2 separate regions of the Mus musculus genome follow, and region 1 is linked to region 2. A link is a contact called in ENCODE Hi-C or POLR2A ChIA-PET data. All regions are on one chromosome and are shown on one strand. Each heading gives the region's core, a stretch centred on a gene start or an enhancer-like site at or near the end of the contact. The rest is flanking DNA. Distances are from core to core; before and after follow the strand shown. Region 1 holds the start of Hnrnpm (heterogeneous nuclear ribonucleoprotein M). Region 2 holds the start of Zfp414 (zinc finger protein 414).

Region 1 (7,197 bases), core at 2,087-4,586, 56 kb before region 2:
CATAATGAGATCATGTCTCAAGGTAAAATAAGCCATGTGTGGTGGCATATACCTTTAGTCCCAGCCAAGAGGCAGAGGCAGTAGGAGCTCTTTGAGTTCAAGGCTAGCCTGGTCTATATAGGGAATTCCAGAACAGCTTAAATATTTTATCTTAAACAACAGTGACGACAATGGTAACAACAATAAAACAAACAAAAAGCAAATTAATAATAATAATAATAATAATAATAATAATAATAATAATAATAAAAACTTGACAGTATACCAGGGCCATGTATGTAACTCAATTGTACAATCTTAGGATTTTACTGCTGTGAACAGATACTATGACCAAGGCAACTCTTTTTTTTTTTTATTTGTTTGTTTTTCAAGGCAGGGTTTTTCTGTATAGCTTTGGCTGTCCTGGAACTCACTCTGTAGACCATGCTGGCCTTGAACTCAGAAATCCGCCTGCCTCTGCCTCCCAAGTGCTGGGATTAAGGGCATGTGCAACCACTGCCCGGCAAGGCAACTCTTATAAGAACACCATCCAATTTCGGGCTATCTTACAGCTTCAGAGATTCAGTCCATTATCATTAAGGCAAGAGCATGGCAGCATCCAGGGAGGCATGGTGCAGGTGGAGCTGAGAGTTCTGCATCTTCGTCTAAAGGAGGCTAGTGGAAGACTGACTCCCAGGCATCTAGGTCAAGTGCATTAAAGTCCACACCCACAAGCCTACATCTACTCCAACAAGGCCACACCTACAACAGTGCCACTCCACGGGCCAACCATATACAAACCATCATAGGTACAAAATATTTTTATCATGTGGGAAGTCCTGGTTCCATTCCAAAAGGAAAAAGGTAAGAACAATTTTCACATATTTTTTATTTCCAATTTGCCAGATCCCATAAATTCATTATAACTAATGATAATACTCTCTATACCAATCTGGGATTACCATGGATGAGACCCAAATCTGAGCTTGTTTCATATCTCTCCTCTTCTCTGGGGAAGAAGTTATTACCTTGATTTCTAAAGGTGGGAAGACAGAGGCTCAACATATGAAGACCTTTATCTGAAGTTCTACATCTTTAGGAGCTGGGGATGCCCCAGTGTTAAGCTTTGTGCCCTACCCTCTGGCAGACTCAGGAGAGATGTAGAATATGGCTGTGGTAATAACAGCTTCAGTTGCTCCTCATTCTCTTTTGTTTAGTTGGCCCTGGAATAATATAAATAGACTATTCTCAAATTTGTGGTACTCCTCTAGTGCCTGCCTCTGGAGCACTGAGATTACAGGTATGTGCCACCATGCCGGGCCAGCTCACTTTTGAGTTCTTGTTGCATGCTGAATTATGTAACAGCCCAGGGCTCTTGGCATTTTCCTGCATTGTATGCGCAGGACAGCCCTAAAAGGTGGTTTCTGGAGAGCATTTTGCTTACTTACTGGGTTTTTTTTTGTTTTTGTTTTTGAGACAGGGTTTCTCTGTGTAGCCCTGGCTGTCCTGGAACTTACTCTGTAAATTAGGCTGGCCTCAAAGTCACAGAGATCCACCTACTCTGACCCCCAAGTGCTGGAATTAAAGGTGTGTACTACTACTGTCTGGCAGGAGTCTTTCATTAACCCTACTTCCAGATGAGCAAATTGAGCCTCAGAAAAGCAGTCTCATCATCCCAGTGGGTCCAGTACAGTCTGGTCTTCCCTGTTGTTTTCTGCACCCATCTCTTGCCTAGTACACAGGCTCATGCATGGTAGTATCTTGCTGCCCTGACTGGAAACTCAAGGGGAAGTCAATTTTTCAGAAAGTAAAGACTCAGAGGCTGGAATCTGGCCCATAGGAAGAGCAGGTTGGGAGACTTCGTGACTGGAACAATATGATTGAGGAACAGAGCTGATGTGATCAGGCCTTGGGTGACTGGTGAACTGATATCCATAAAAAAAAAATTTATGTAAAAACACACAAGCATCTTCACTCTTCTGGCCTACCAAGCTTGGTACCTATTTCTCATCATAACTTTGGAATGTAGGGTCCCAGGAAATGGTGTCAGGGTGGTGCCGTAAGGAGAGATAGAATAGGAGGGAGGGAGGGGAAAGAAGGGGAAAAGAGGAGTCGGAAAAGGGTGGGAGGGAGGTTTCTGTTATACATCTCTTCTAATGCTTTGAATTACATGGAGAGTTTTAGTTTGATATTAACCTGTCAAGAATTCTGCATGCAGGGTTGGCTCTGTCTTAGTGGGTAAAGATGTTTGCTGCCAAGTTTGACAACCTAAATTTGATTACTGGAAAGAGAAAATCAATTCCCACATGCCAGCCATGGCATGCTCAAAGCCTGTATTCAATCATTCCCCCTCCATCCCCCCCCCAATAAAAATAATTCCTGCCAACATAATTTTTATATTTTTTCTCCATTTAAGGAAAGCTGATCTCTCCTTGACATGCCACGGACATTGTCAAAGCAGTTGTGGTTACTTGCACAAGATAGAACCTCATCATGTTGGGGTGGGGGAGCCTTGGGAGGCTTCACCCTTCCCTGAAGATCTATTGGTAGTAGATGCTGGAGGAAAGAGGTGTCATTTTCCTCAGTGTTGTAGCCACCTATTTAGTTGCCCCAATAAATCAACCCCTAATCTATGCTCTTGCAAGCAAACCCAACTCAGTAGGTCATAAAACAAAGACAAGGAGGTACATGGAGGAACTTGTTGGAAAGAAGGTACAGTGGAAATGCGGGAAATAAAAGGGCAATGGTAGGTGAATATGATAAAAGAACAGTATAGGGTCAGGGATTGAAGTTGATAGACTGCTAGCATGTTCAAATCACTGGGTTCAATTCCTAGCACTGATTAGCCTGGTTCCTCTGGCCTATCATTCTAGCACTCAAGAGGTGTAGGCGGCAGCTCAGACATTCAAGGCCAGTATTGGCTAGAAACTGTCTCAACAACAACAGCAAAACCCCAAGCAAGCGCAAAATACATGATATACATATATGAAGTTGCTGAAAAAAGAAAAAGAAAGAAAAGGCCAGGCGTGGTGGTGCTTGCCTTTATTTCCTGCACTTGGTAGGTAGGGAGAGGCTGGAGGGCTACATAGTGAGACCCTGCCTCAAAAAAGAAAGCTAATGAGTAAAACAAAACGGAAAAATATAAAGTAAGCTGGACCGACTAGGTCCGTATGTGCGCTCGTATTGTAAGTTCGAATGAGCGACACATATCTCTCCCCCTGTCCCACAACCCAACTGTATCTGCGGACATCGGGAAGTGAGGCCTGCCACTGGAGGAGGCGTGGCCTGACGTCCAGGGGGCGTGACCCGAGGCGAGCAGGAAGCGGGAGCCGGTCGCCGCACAAGGAGGCGTTACTGGTCGTTCGGGGTCACGTGAGCGCGCAGGCGCAGCTCGACAGAGCCCGCTCCCTCACACAAAGCCCAGACGCGGAGAAAATGGCGGCAGGGGTCGAAGCGGCAGCCGAAGTGGCGGCGACAGAACCCAAAATGGAGGAAGAGAGCGGCGCGCCCTGCGTGCCGAGCGGCAACGGAGCTCCGGGCCCGAAGGGGTGAGTAGTCTAACAGCAATTGATCCTTCTCTAACTCCAGCCAGGTTACTTCGCAGCTCCGTTAGGTCTGTGGGCCGCTTTCTCTTCTCCCACGGCGGCGCGGCGTCTGCGCAGGCCTTTTCCCTGCCGAGAGTTGGGGGCGGCCAAGGCTGTGACGACGACGAAGCCAGGAGAGCCTAATGGATCGCCCCCTGCCGACAGCGCTTGCCTCCGCTGCCTCAGCCTCCTGGCTGTCTGAGCGCGTCGTCGAGGCCTCAGGCCTGTGGCCTGGTATTTTATTCTCAGAGCAGTGATGGCGCGCGGGCTGCGGGAGATCAGGGCCCGCAGCACCTCTCACTGGGGTCTCGAGGGTTGAACCATTAAGACTGTGTAGTTTCAACCCTTCAGCATACAATCCATAGTAGTGGAAGTATTCTGTCTCAGTTTCTCAGATCTGAGAAGTTAGGGGCGGGAGGCTTGCGCGTGCGAGGTGTCACGTGTACGGTCGGCGGCGCGACCCGGAAGGTGTCGACATGACTCTTGTTGCGGGGTTCCGAGACACCGGTGTTACCCTCATTCTGCAAGAAGTGCTTCTTCCATTAGAATGGCCCCGGACCCGGGCTCCTGGGCTGGAGTTCTTTCCCCTCTTTATAGTCCTACTTCCTAAAGTGCAGTTGGTACCAATGGGAGAAATGGTCTTTGCTTGCTCAGTGTTCATCCTTAGCAACAGACCTAAAGTGTTCGGGTAGAGGCACCACTTCGGGGTTTCAGAAATTAAAATAGACAGACGTCATCATCCCTTTTTTGGAATCCTGCTTGGAGATCTGTCTAGGGACCTTGATTCGTTATTATAAGTGTCCTAGCATGGCCTGAGGAGTCCCAGCCTTTTGGGAGGAGTGGGAAGCTGCAGGATCCAGAGTGCAAAGTGTGGCCAGACTATATAGAGTGAGTTCAGTCTAGGTTGCCATTTAGTCATTGGGAAATTGAGCTAGACCCTAACTCTCAAAAAGAGGGATGAAAACATAGCAATAACCTGGCACTCCAAAGTCCCTAGATTCGATTCCTAATATCAGACCACAGGGTGGTCTTTCTGAGCCCTAAAAAGTTTTCTTCAAGGAGGAAACCATAAGATTCTGCTCCTGTGAAACTCTCCTCATACTGATATACTAATATATCAGCTTGAGGAGGTCTGGAGAAACATTTTGGTTCTAAAATCAGCAGCCCATGTCTCTGAATTTTTGTTTTCCATCAAATGTATAAGGTGGGAAGTTTTAGGACTCTGGGAGTTGAGAGTACTTAAAACACTTGTTAGTGAAGCATTTACCAAGTAATGGCTATTTTGTTACTGGAGGAAATTTCATATCTTTTATCTTAGTTAGGGAGAAGTAAAACACCATTGGTTAACTGGTTCTTGTGTGTTATTCAGCACTGGAGAGGCTGCGTGAGTTCCAGAGCTGATTCGGCTCAAGATTTGCCTAAGCTACATAAGTACTTGCCTGTCGTGTATGAGTGTGTAGATTATAGCCCATTAATAGAGTAGTTACTCAAGATGCACAAGGTCCTGGGGTTCACCCCATAGTACTAAAAGGATAAAGAGGCCTCTCTTTACTACCAGAAAGGCTCAGCTTAGGAGTGTGCTCATTTTTAACTTTCCCTTCCATCCTCTTGGGAACTCGGGGTCTTGAGGATGCTAGACAAGCACTCTTACCTCTGAGCTACACTTGAGCACCTTTAGTTAGTCTCATGTTCAGATTTTTCAGCTTTTGTCATAGAGATGCCTTGTAGGATCAGATTCCCTCTTCTAGTCTTTGTTGTTTTCAGTTTTTGAGTTAGATGCCTGGGCAAACTGTAGAGTCTACAGTGTAGACTGTGATGGCTTTGAATTCAGAACAACGCCTCTGCTTCTGTCACCTCCACCCAGTTGCTGGAATTACAGGTGTGTACTACCACGTCTGGTTCACTTTCTAGGATTTCAGAGGGCCTTATTTAAAAAGCTTTAAGGAAGTTAATTTCTGTCCAGAGTGGTAATGCATGCCTTTAATCACAGCACTTGGGAGGCAGAGGCAGGTGATTATCTGAGTTCAAGGCCAGCTTGGTCTACAGAGCCCAGGACAACCAGGGCTACACAAAGAAACCCTGTTGCAGGGGCAAAAAATTATTTCCTATATATAGAATGCAATGCCGCTAGAGCCTTTCTATATGAAAGATTGCATTTTTAATAGAACACGGTCCTATGGTACAGTTTTAAATTTCCACTGTCTGTATTCAGATAGATAACTTGTGGCTGAGTCATTTGACAGACAGAATGTGCATAGGAAGTATCAGATGAAATAGCCCTTGTGGGAAAGAACCTGAGTGGTCTCAGACTGGCTTAATGGAGGATACCTGAGAAAGTGGCAGCACTTAGTTTTGTAGTGTGGGTGAAAAATAATTGTTATTTTTGCATCACAAAGTTCTTGAAACAAACTCTTTTAAAAGCACAGAGTGTCTTTTTCTTCCCACCTTTTGACTAAGATTTGAACCCAGGTTTTCGTGCTTGTTAAGTATGCATGTATATTACCTAGTGAACCTTCTCACTAGCTTGCTTTTTTTTTTATTAAAAATATTATGAGAATGCATGTTTTGTCTGCGTATGTGTCTATGCACAACATGCATGTACATGGAGGCCAAGAGAGGGCATTGGGTCTCCTGGCACTAGAATTTTAGACAATTGTTGGCTGTCATGTGGGTACTATTACTTGAATCCAGGCCCTCTGGAAGAACAGCCAATATTCTTAACCACTGAGCCATCTCTCTAGCCCATTTATTTAGTTTTTGATAGTAGAGATCAATTGATGACCTCCTGCATGCTAGGCAAGAACTCTACCACTGAGCTGCATACCTAATTTTATTTTTTATTTTTAAGTGTTCTGTGTATGCACACAGGTGAGTGCCAGTGCTTGGAGGCAGGAAAAGGGTGTCAAATCACCTGGAGCTGGAGTTACAGGAAGTTGGGAACTATGGGTGCTCTTAACCACTGAGCCATCTCTACAGCCCCATTGTTTGGGGTTTTCAGACAACATTTCACTCTGTAGGTCAGGCTGGCCTTGAATCCTGCTGCTCTGTCTCCTGAGTGCTATGAATACATATGTGTACCATCATGCTCTACTCTTATTTCCTGTACTTTTTAAAAGTGATTGTGTACTTGGTGAAGAGTACTTTTAAGGCACATTAGATTGTTAGCTCAAGATTAGAAATGGAAGCTCTGTATTATTTGAGTGTGTGCTGTTAGAGCTTTGCTGTTACTTTGTCCTTTGATTTTTTTTTTTTTTTAATGACTACAGAAACAGATACCAGCCTGCAAAGATAAGCTTGCTTTTACTTTTTTTTCTCTCTTCAAGGGCTTCCCAAATGGACTCTCATATTACTCTGCTTTGCAGTATTAGTTAAAACTGAACTGTCACTTTGGTAGTTTGTAGTGAGTTCAGTGCTTAGGTTTCTTCTGTGATGGACAATGGTTGGAATGTTTTAAAACCTCCCAAGTGAATACAATACAGAAAGGCTAGGAGCAAATAGGTCTCCCTTTTTACACCTCAAAATTATTATTGGTGTGCTGTGTGCTAATTCTTTTAAAGACTTGTGACTTAGTAGTAGCCTCCACTTAAAAATGAGAGAATATATTATTCAGACTTGGATGTATGACTCTTAACTC
Region 2 (7,263 bases), core at 3,708-6,207:
AGGCACCATATTTTCTTTGTGGATATATATAAGAAAGAGGTGAGGTGGGGCGGGCGGGGCGGGGGTGGGGGGTATAAGTGTGTTATATACTCTATACATAGCCAGGACAACCTTGAATTCCTAATCCTCTCGAGTCCACTCTCCCACCCCTTCCAAGTTCTGGAGGAAATGTATGCACTTATTAGCATGCCTGGCTTATGTGGTGCTTGGGACAGAAAGAGCTCAAGAATTTGTGCATGGTAGGCAAGTACTGTACTGAGCTACATCTCCATCCTCAGTACATTTCAAATGGACCCAACTCTCCAGAATGGAGATTGGGGCAGAAGCCAGCAACAACACAAGGTTTGCTGACTGAAAGGAGGATGCGGAAAAAGTTCAATTCCCCATCTTGCCCCTTCTCAACTCTTCAACTACAGTAACCCAGGCTCTTCTCTCTCTGAATCCATTGGCCTCAGGAGCAAGGGAGGTGGAGGTCTAATGCAGAAGAGCTCAGAGTTTACTCACACCTAGATTTCCACATTGCCTTCCTAATTTTTTTTTTTTTTCGAGACAAGGTTCCAATGTATATCCCTGGCTGTCCTGGAACTCACTCTGTAGACCAAGCTGGCCTCGAACTCAGAAATCCGTCTGCCTCTGCCTCCCGAGTGCTGGGATTAAAGGCGTGCACCACCACCGCCCGGCTTGCCTTCCTAATTCTTGATACTAATAACAAAATTTCTTGAGATAGTGTTTACTATGTACCCTGGCTGGACCTTGTCACTTAGATCTGCCTGACTGTCTAGCAAGTGCGGGGATTAAAGGTGCGTGCCACAATACTTTAAACTCGGGGCCTAATATATGAAAGGACAACTTTGGAGACTTGATCTTTCCCTCTCTGCCTCACACAGGCCATCAGGGCTGCATAGGCAAGCACTTGAACATGGTGAGCCATGAAATTTCAAGACACTGTTTCTCTGTGTAGTCCTGACTATATTAGAACTAGCTCTGTAGAACAGGCTGGCCATAAACTCAGAGATCCACTTAACTCTGCCTCCCAAGTGCTGGGATTAAAGGCATGTGCCACTATGCCTGTTTGTTTGTTTTTAAATAAAGGAAAACAACCTGGAATAAAGAACAACCCTATTGTATCTGGTTTCTGGAAGTTGTGGAACAGAACAGTGGGCACTGACTACCCTATCTACAGCTGGCTACGATGGGCACTGAGTTGGAGAGAGATCCCATGGCTGAGGTGCCAGGAAAACAGGAGTACTGATGAGGGCCAGATTCTGTGAAGCCAATTCTAAGTCGCCCTCCCATTGCATGTGAGCACCCTAGTCCAACAGCCTAGTGCTTATTTGGGGGGTGGTGGTGGTGGGTTGCAGGAGAGGAATCACAGTTAAAAGTTTAAAATAAATTAATTTTTAAAAGAAATTAGCTGTGACGCTTAAAAAAAATTCACTCTCATACTGCTCTTACAGAAGACCCAAGTTTGGTTCCCAGCACCCATCCCGACAGCTTACAAGTGCTTGGGGCTCCTATACCCTCTTTTGGCTTCCATGAGCATTAATTACACTTGTGTACACACATACACTCTCATACTTTCTCAAAAAATAAAAAAAATTAGAAAAAAAATCTTATCTGGGGGGTAAGGGACCCAAGACAGCACACACTAGCTCAACGTGCCTCCTCTATTGTCCCCTCCTCCCTCAAATTACAAAACTCTCTGTATTCCTTCCCACTCAGTTCAACAGAGCTGTTTCAAAGCTTCCATAAAACTAGCTTCTCCCCCTCTGACAGTTGTGACACCCCAGGAGCAAACAGGGTTGAGTCTGTATAGAGTTGAGGGGGGGCCAGCTGAGCCTAGGTCTCATCCCTTGCTTCTAGCTCTATGCCTGAACATTGCTCAGCCTTATCCAACTGGGTGTTGGCACCAAGGAACCCAGGTGTCAGGGCTGTGGGGTGACCAGGGTGATGGTCCTGGAAGTGGACCGTGAGGCTCTTGAAGAAGTCACACACTGCATACACAAATAGCAGCCATCTGTGTGTTTCCACGTGATGTGGCTGGGAGCCAGGTACCCTGCAGGCACCTCAGTCTCCCTCCAGAAAGCCTTTCAACCATGGATGGTAGACGTTGGCCAGAACAGATTAGACTTTTCCCTGGGTCCATCCCCCTCAGCTGCCAGGGTCCAGGCAAGCTGGATTCTTTTTCCTGGGCTTGACTGCCCATCACCGCAGGCACCACATTTGCCTCCTATCCCTGGATCCACCACCGGAGAAGAGCACTCAGAGATTGGACAAGACACAAATGTTTACACAGGAACGCCAGCGCAGATGAAGGCATAGGTACCAGTCATTTTAAAGGTAAAAATCATGTATTTTAAGGGACAGGCACTGCTGCTTTCCAGCATTCGCAAGGCCCACACAGGGCATAGGAATGAAGGCCCCTCCACCCTGCCCTGGTGGTCACCTGCACGCACCTGAGGGCGCATCAGAGCCACCCTGAGGTCTTCTGGGACTACTGGTAGCGCCTGCAGGAAAGAAGCAGTTCAAGTTCAGAATAAAGGTGGGCTCAGCCAGCTTTGCAGGCAACCTGCTCCTATACTCACCTTGACTCTTCTTCCAGATGGCAGTGCTGGATGCTGGTGGCCCTGGAGTGGCAGCCAGGAATGGGCGCAGTCGAGGGGGACTCAGGCCAAAGGGTGCAGGGTTCAAGTATGGAAGGAAGGGCCCAGTGGGGGCAGAGGTAAAAGGCTCAAGTAGTGGGAATGGCAGGCCCAGGGAAGACGAAGGGTCGGACTCTGGGGGACGCTCGGGTACAGGTGGCTCTTTGTCCAGGGCAGGGGGTGGTGGCGGGGCTGGGTTCTGACCATGGTCTATACAAACATGCAGATGCTTGAAGAGTGAACGGTGAGTGCGGAAGCGCAGGAGGCAATTCTCACACCTGGGGGCAGGCACAGTACTGGACTATATCCTGGGCAACAGGAAGGGCCTATCCACTGCTTCCCAGGGACCAAGATGTAGGAAGGGTATCTATATCAGAATCTCTGTAGTACTGCACACAAAGTAAAGGAGCTTGGCCTACAGGCCCTCCTTTACTGTAGTCTTAATTCTTCTGGACCTTTCCAGCTCAGAATCTCAAGTTTGGTTTTACTTAAGTGCCAGTTTTCCACATAAGACATGAGGTAGAACTGGACGGAACCACGGCATGTATACCCTGCACCTCCAAACTGAGCCCGTAGCCAGAATGACTTAATTCCCATCTGTTTTCCATGCATGGTTGGAGCTGGTTTCCCAGGCCACACTCATACTTCAACCCACCCTTCCTCCACACACACTAAGAAGCACTAAAGATCTGGGAATTGAAAGAGGGGGATGGTCAGGCTCTCACTTGAAGTAGCGGTTGGGCTTGTAATGCAGCTTGCCGTGGGCTACCAGCTCCTGCATGCTGGGGAAACTCTCAGTGCAGCTCAGCGCGGAGCATCGGAAGAGTTTGCCTGGTAGGGATAAAGTGCAGATGTGGAGTGGGGTGGTTAAGACTAACTCTGGGGGGGGGGGCTCTGCCTATCTGCTTCACTATCAGCAACCCTCATCTTACCTTCCAGTGACTGTGTGGGTGGGCAGTGGGTACGGAGATGCTGTGCTAGATCACGAACACTGGGGAAACTGAGGCAGCAGCCGGGGCTAGAGCAGGGTATTTGTTTCCCTGCAGGAACGAATGGGTGTCATTACTCTCTTCCTTACTGACCTACCCAAAAGCCTTGATTACTCCCCACCCAGCCACTGTCAGAATAAACTGCCCGGAAGGGCTGGATTGGTTTAGTTCATCTCTGGAGCCACACCTGACATATTGACAAGGTGCTCAGTAAATGGTGAAGACCACCCCCCACCCCACCCCCCCACCCCCGCAATGGGATAAAAGGTGATTCCTTGTCTTGCACCATCTCAGCCCTATCAAAGGCATGTGACTCCCCAGAAAGGTCCACAGATAACCTGGCGGTGGACGGCGTCTGGGCAACCGAAGGTCCTCATTGGTCCCCACGCCTGTGTTGGTTGAGCCAGTCTGGCAACTGTCTGAGGCTGGATAGGCAACTTGCTGCAGAGGTCCTCCATGGTCCCACACTGGTGGCATGGCTGTTGGGTTAGGGCTGGGCTCCTCCACGGAGGAAAAAGTGGCTGGAGCTGCCCCATCTGGAGATGCCACCTCCTTGTCTGGCTCACCGGAGCTGGATTCTACAGTGGTCAGCGTGTCCGAGCTGGGCCTGGATGGTTCCTCCTGGTGCAAGAAGTGGCTAAAATCAGGCTGGGATCCCTAGGTCAGACAGATGCCCTTCTACTACAAAGGTCCACAAGACAGACTCCTTCAACACTCACCAGATATTACCCAGTCATTCCACTTTCTGAGTCACCAGCAAGATACGGGAGATAAGGGCAGACCGAGCTACTGTCTCCTAATTCCAATTGCAGGAGTTATCAGGGATTATGCATAAAAAAGCAGCATTAACATCCCTTCCTCAATTTTGGCAGGAGAGGCACTAGGGGCGGAGGTGTGGCCTAGAGGAGCAACTAGGAAATGCTGGAGGGCCTACAGTGGATCGTGTGATGATGGGGAATACTGGCTAAGCTAGAGCTGAGCAGATAGACGCTCTGAGCCAATACGTGTTAAATTTAGGGACTGAACTCTAGGAGAGTGGGTGTGGCCCGGCCTTCAGGGCTGGACGAAAGCTAAGTGACAGTCAGAGGCGGGCGGGGACCCGGATGTGGGGGCGGGGTCAGCTGGAGGGGGGCGCGCGGCAGGACCGTTCCCTGTCAGTCCCGCTGCTCTTCCGCGTCCGCGTGCGGGGTGCTGCGCTCACCATCCTCTACTCAGTTACACCTCTGGTTCCCGTGCCTTCGGAGGCTCTGGCTCCAGCAGGGGCGTCTTCCTCGGCGACACGGTCTCTCGCTCACATCGGCGCCATTTTCCCGCTTCTCAGATCTCGCGAGACATGGGGTGTGGCCTAATTCTGGGCGCTTCTCTAGAAGGAGGGGCCTGAGACTACACTGCAGCTCTTATACAGAAACAGAGAAGGTCTGCTTTTGATTGGTCTTAAATTTCAGAGAAAACTGACAAAAGCTCTTCCCCTCCCCACTTTTATAGCCCAGGTTGGCCTTACACAGAAGTTGACCTTGAACTTAGATGCCAATACACCAGGTTTTAGGTGGTACTGAGTATCAAACCCAGAGTTTTCATATATGCTAGGCAAACTCTCTACAAAGCAAGCCACATCCTTAGCTCTGTACACATACACGTACAAATGAATATGTATATGCACAGATGTGAGCAGGTAAGAGCGGAGGTCCAAGGTAGACATTGTCTTCCTTCATTGCTCTCCACTTCATTCACTGAGGCAACATCTCTCACTGAAGTTGGAGCTCACCAGTTCCCACCTAGCTAGCTAACTTACTTGTCAGAAGATTCCTGTGTCCACCTCCAAAGGGCCCTGATTACAGGAAGCTGCTATGCCTCACAGGGAGGGCTAGAGATCCAAACTCTTTCTCATTTACATGATTGTGGGTTTGAACCCTGGTCCCTTGTGTCTGCACAGACCCATCTTCCTAGCAAGCACCATAAAATTTTCAGCACATCCAGTGTGCAGCAAGTACGAATCTGTTGTAATAGCCCAATGTGAGAAACACTCTAACTAATGGATCTTCAGGAACAAGCAAATTCCACAGGTCGAGAGGTGTGAAAATGAATCCCAAGTGCACTACTACTGAGAGGTCGCCTGCCCACCCTACTTTCCTTAAGTGCATCCTATGTGCCAGGAACTTAGTACTGCTCTTGGGAGTCTCTAGTCAACCAAGAAAATGGAGAGACAATAAATCAACAACAGCAGAAAAATGATCTTGGATCTATCCTAGGAGATAAGAAAACAAACAAAACTGATGTGAAATGAGGAGTCAGGGAAGCCTGTCTAAGGGGGTGACTTGAGCTGTGCCTTGATGCCTACAGAAGCAGAGCACTACAGCAAGCTGGCGCAGATGTCCTGAGCTGGCAAAGAGCAAGCTCCCCTTTCGTAAGCAAGGGCGAGACCTCTGCACTATTGAAACAGAATAAAGATGTTGGTATGGAGGTCAGAAAGAGAACTTGGGTGAGTCCTGTAGGGCTTCCTTTCTTCCTTCCTTTCTTTCTTTCTTTCTTTCTTTCTTTCTTTCTTTCTTTCTTTCTTTCTTTTGTTTTGTTTTTTCGAGACAGGGTTTCTCTGTGTAGCCCTGGCTGGAACTCACTCTGTAGATCAGGCTGGCCTCGAACTCAGAAATCTGCCTGCCTCTGCCTCCCGAGTGCTGGGATTAAAGGCGTGCGCCACCACGCCTGGCTCCTGTAGGACTTTCAAGAGGTGGAAGAGAGAGAAACCATGGTTTCTGAAGTAGTCATTGATGAATGTTTGTTTTTCCATTTTTGTGTATGTGGTTGCATGTATATATGCACACATGTTTGTGGGGTATTTGTTTGCAGGTGCATACTCACATTTGTGGGTACATGTTCACTTTGTGGCTTGTGCATATGGAGGCTGGTGGTTGCAGTGGGGAATAATCCTCCAGGCCTCTTCCTCCTTATTCGATGAGACAGGACCTCAAAATCAAACTCAGAGCTCAACAATATGACTATTCTTGCTCTGGGGATGCACGGTCTCTACTGTCTGAGGCTGAAGCTGCAGGTGGGCCATAGTGCCCACCTGGCATTTACCTGGTATCTGGGGATATGAACTTAGGTCGTCATATTTCTATGGTAGGATCAGTTGTATGACAAGACTTTTTCCAGGGAAACACAAACACTTCTACTCACCTTAGATAAATAACCCATGACAGAGCAAAGTATGAATAACACCAAAGCCACTATAGTGGATCAAGGGTTTTCTTAAGTTACTACAGGGATATAGGCAAGGGGTTACTTACTGAGGGAGAAATGACTCAAAGACATTTGAATCTGCCTTACCAAATTCCACCCCTTAATGGGTGTATTAGTTAGGATTTTACTGTTGTGAACTGACACCATGACCAAGGCAACTCTTTTTTTTTTTTTTTGAAAAAATTTTTATTAGGTATTTATTTCATTTACATTTCGAATGCTATCCCAAAAGTCCCCTCCACACTCCCCCACCAACTCCCCCACCCACCCACTCCCACTTCTTGGCCCTGGCCTTCCCCATATAAAGTTTGCACTACCAATGGGCCTCTCTTTCCACTGATGGCCGACTAGGACATCTTCTGATACATATGCAGCTAGAGACATGAGCTCCGGGG

The links. A loop is a pair of places that touch in the nucleus more often than their neighbours do. ChIA-PET counts read pairs that join two places held with the same protein, here RNA polymerase II (POLR2A).
Region 1: a map of regulatory T cell shows a loop between it and region 2 (2.2-fold over the local background). The contact joins the promoter of Hnrnpm here to the promoter of Zfp414 in region 2. A Hi-C loop is called at or near these places in 1 of 37 maps with a recorded cell type or tissue (regulatory T cell). POLR2A ChIA-PET finds 5 or more read pairs at or near these places in 3 of 5 experiments (Patski and embryonic stem cell).

What each region holds. Positions count from the first base shown.
Region 1 is chr17:33,681,597-33,688,793 of GRCm38, reverse strand. Hnrnpm (heterogeneous nuclear ribonucleoprotein M) reads left to right here and starts at 3,336. Exons shown (of 16, transcript NM_029804.3): 1 at 3,336-3,527. The coding sequence starts at 3,415. It also overlaps a transcript of Marchf2 not described here.
Region 2 is chr17:33,626,786-33,634,048 of GRCm38, reverse strand. Zfp414 (zinc finger protein 414) reads right to left here and starts at 4,957. Exons shown (of 6, transcript NM_026712.3): 1 at 4,833-4,957; 2 at 3,970-4,252; 3 at 3,575-3,682; 4 at 3,368-3,473; 5 at 2,586-2,920; 6 at 2,333-2,507. The coding sequence starts at 4,835. The coding sequence ends at 2,443.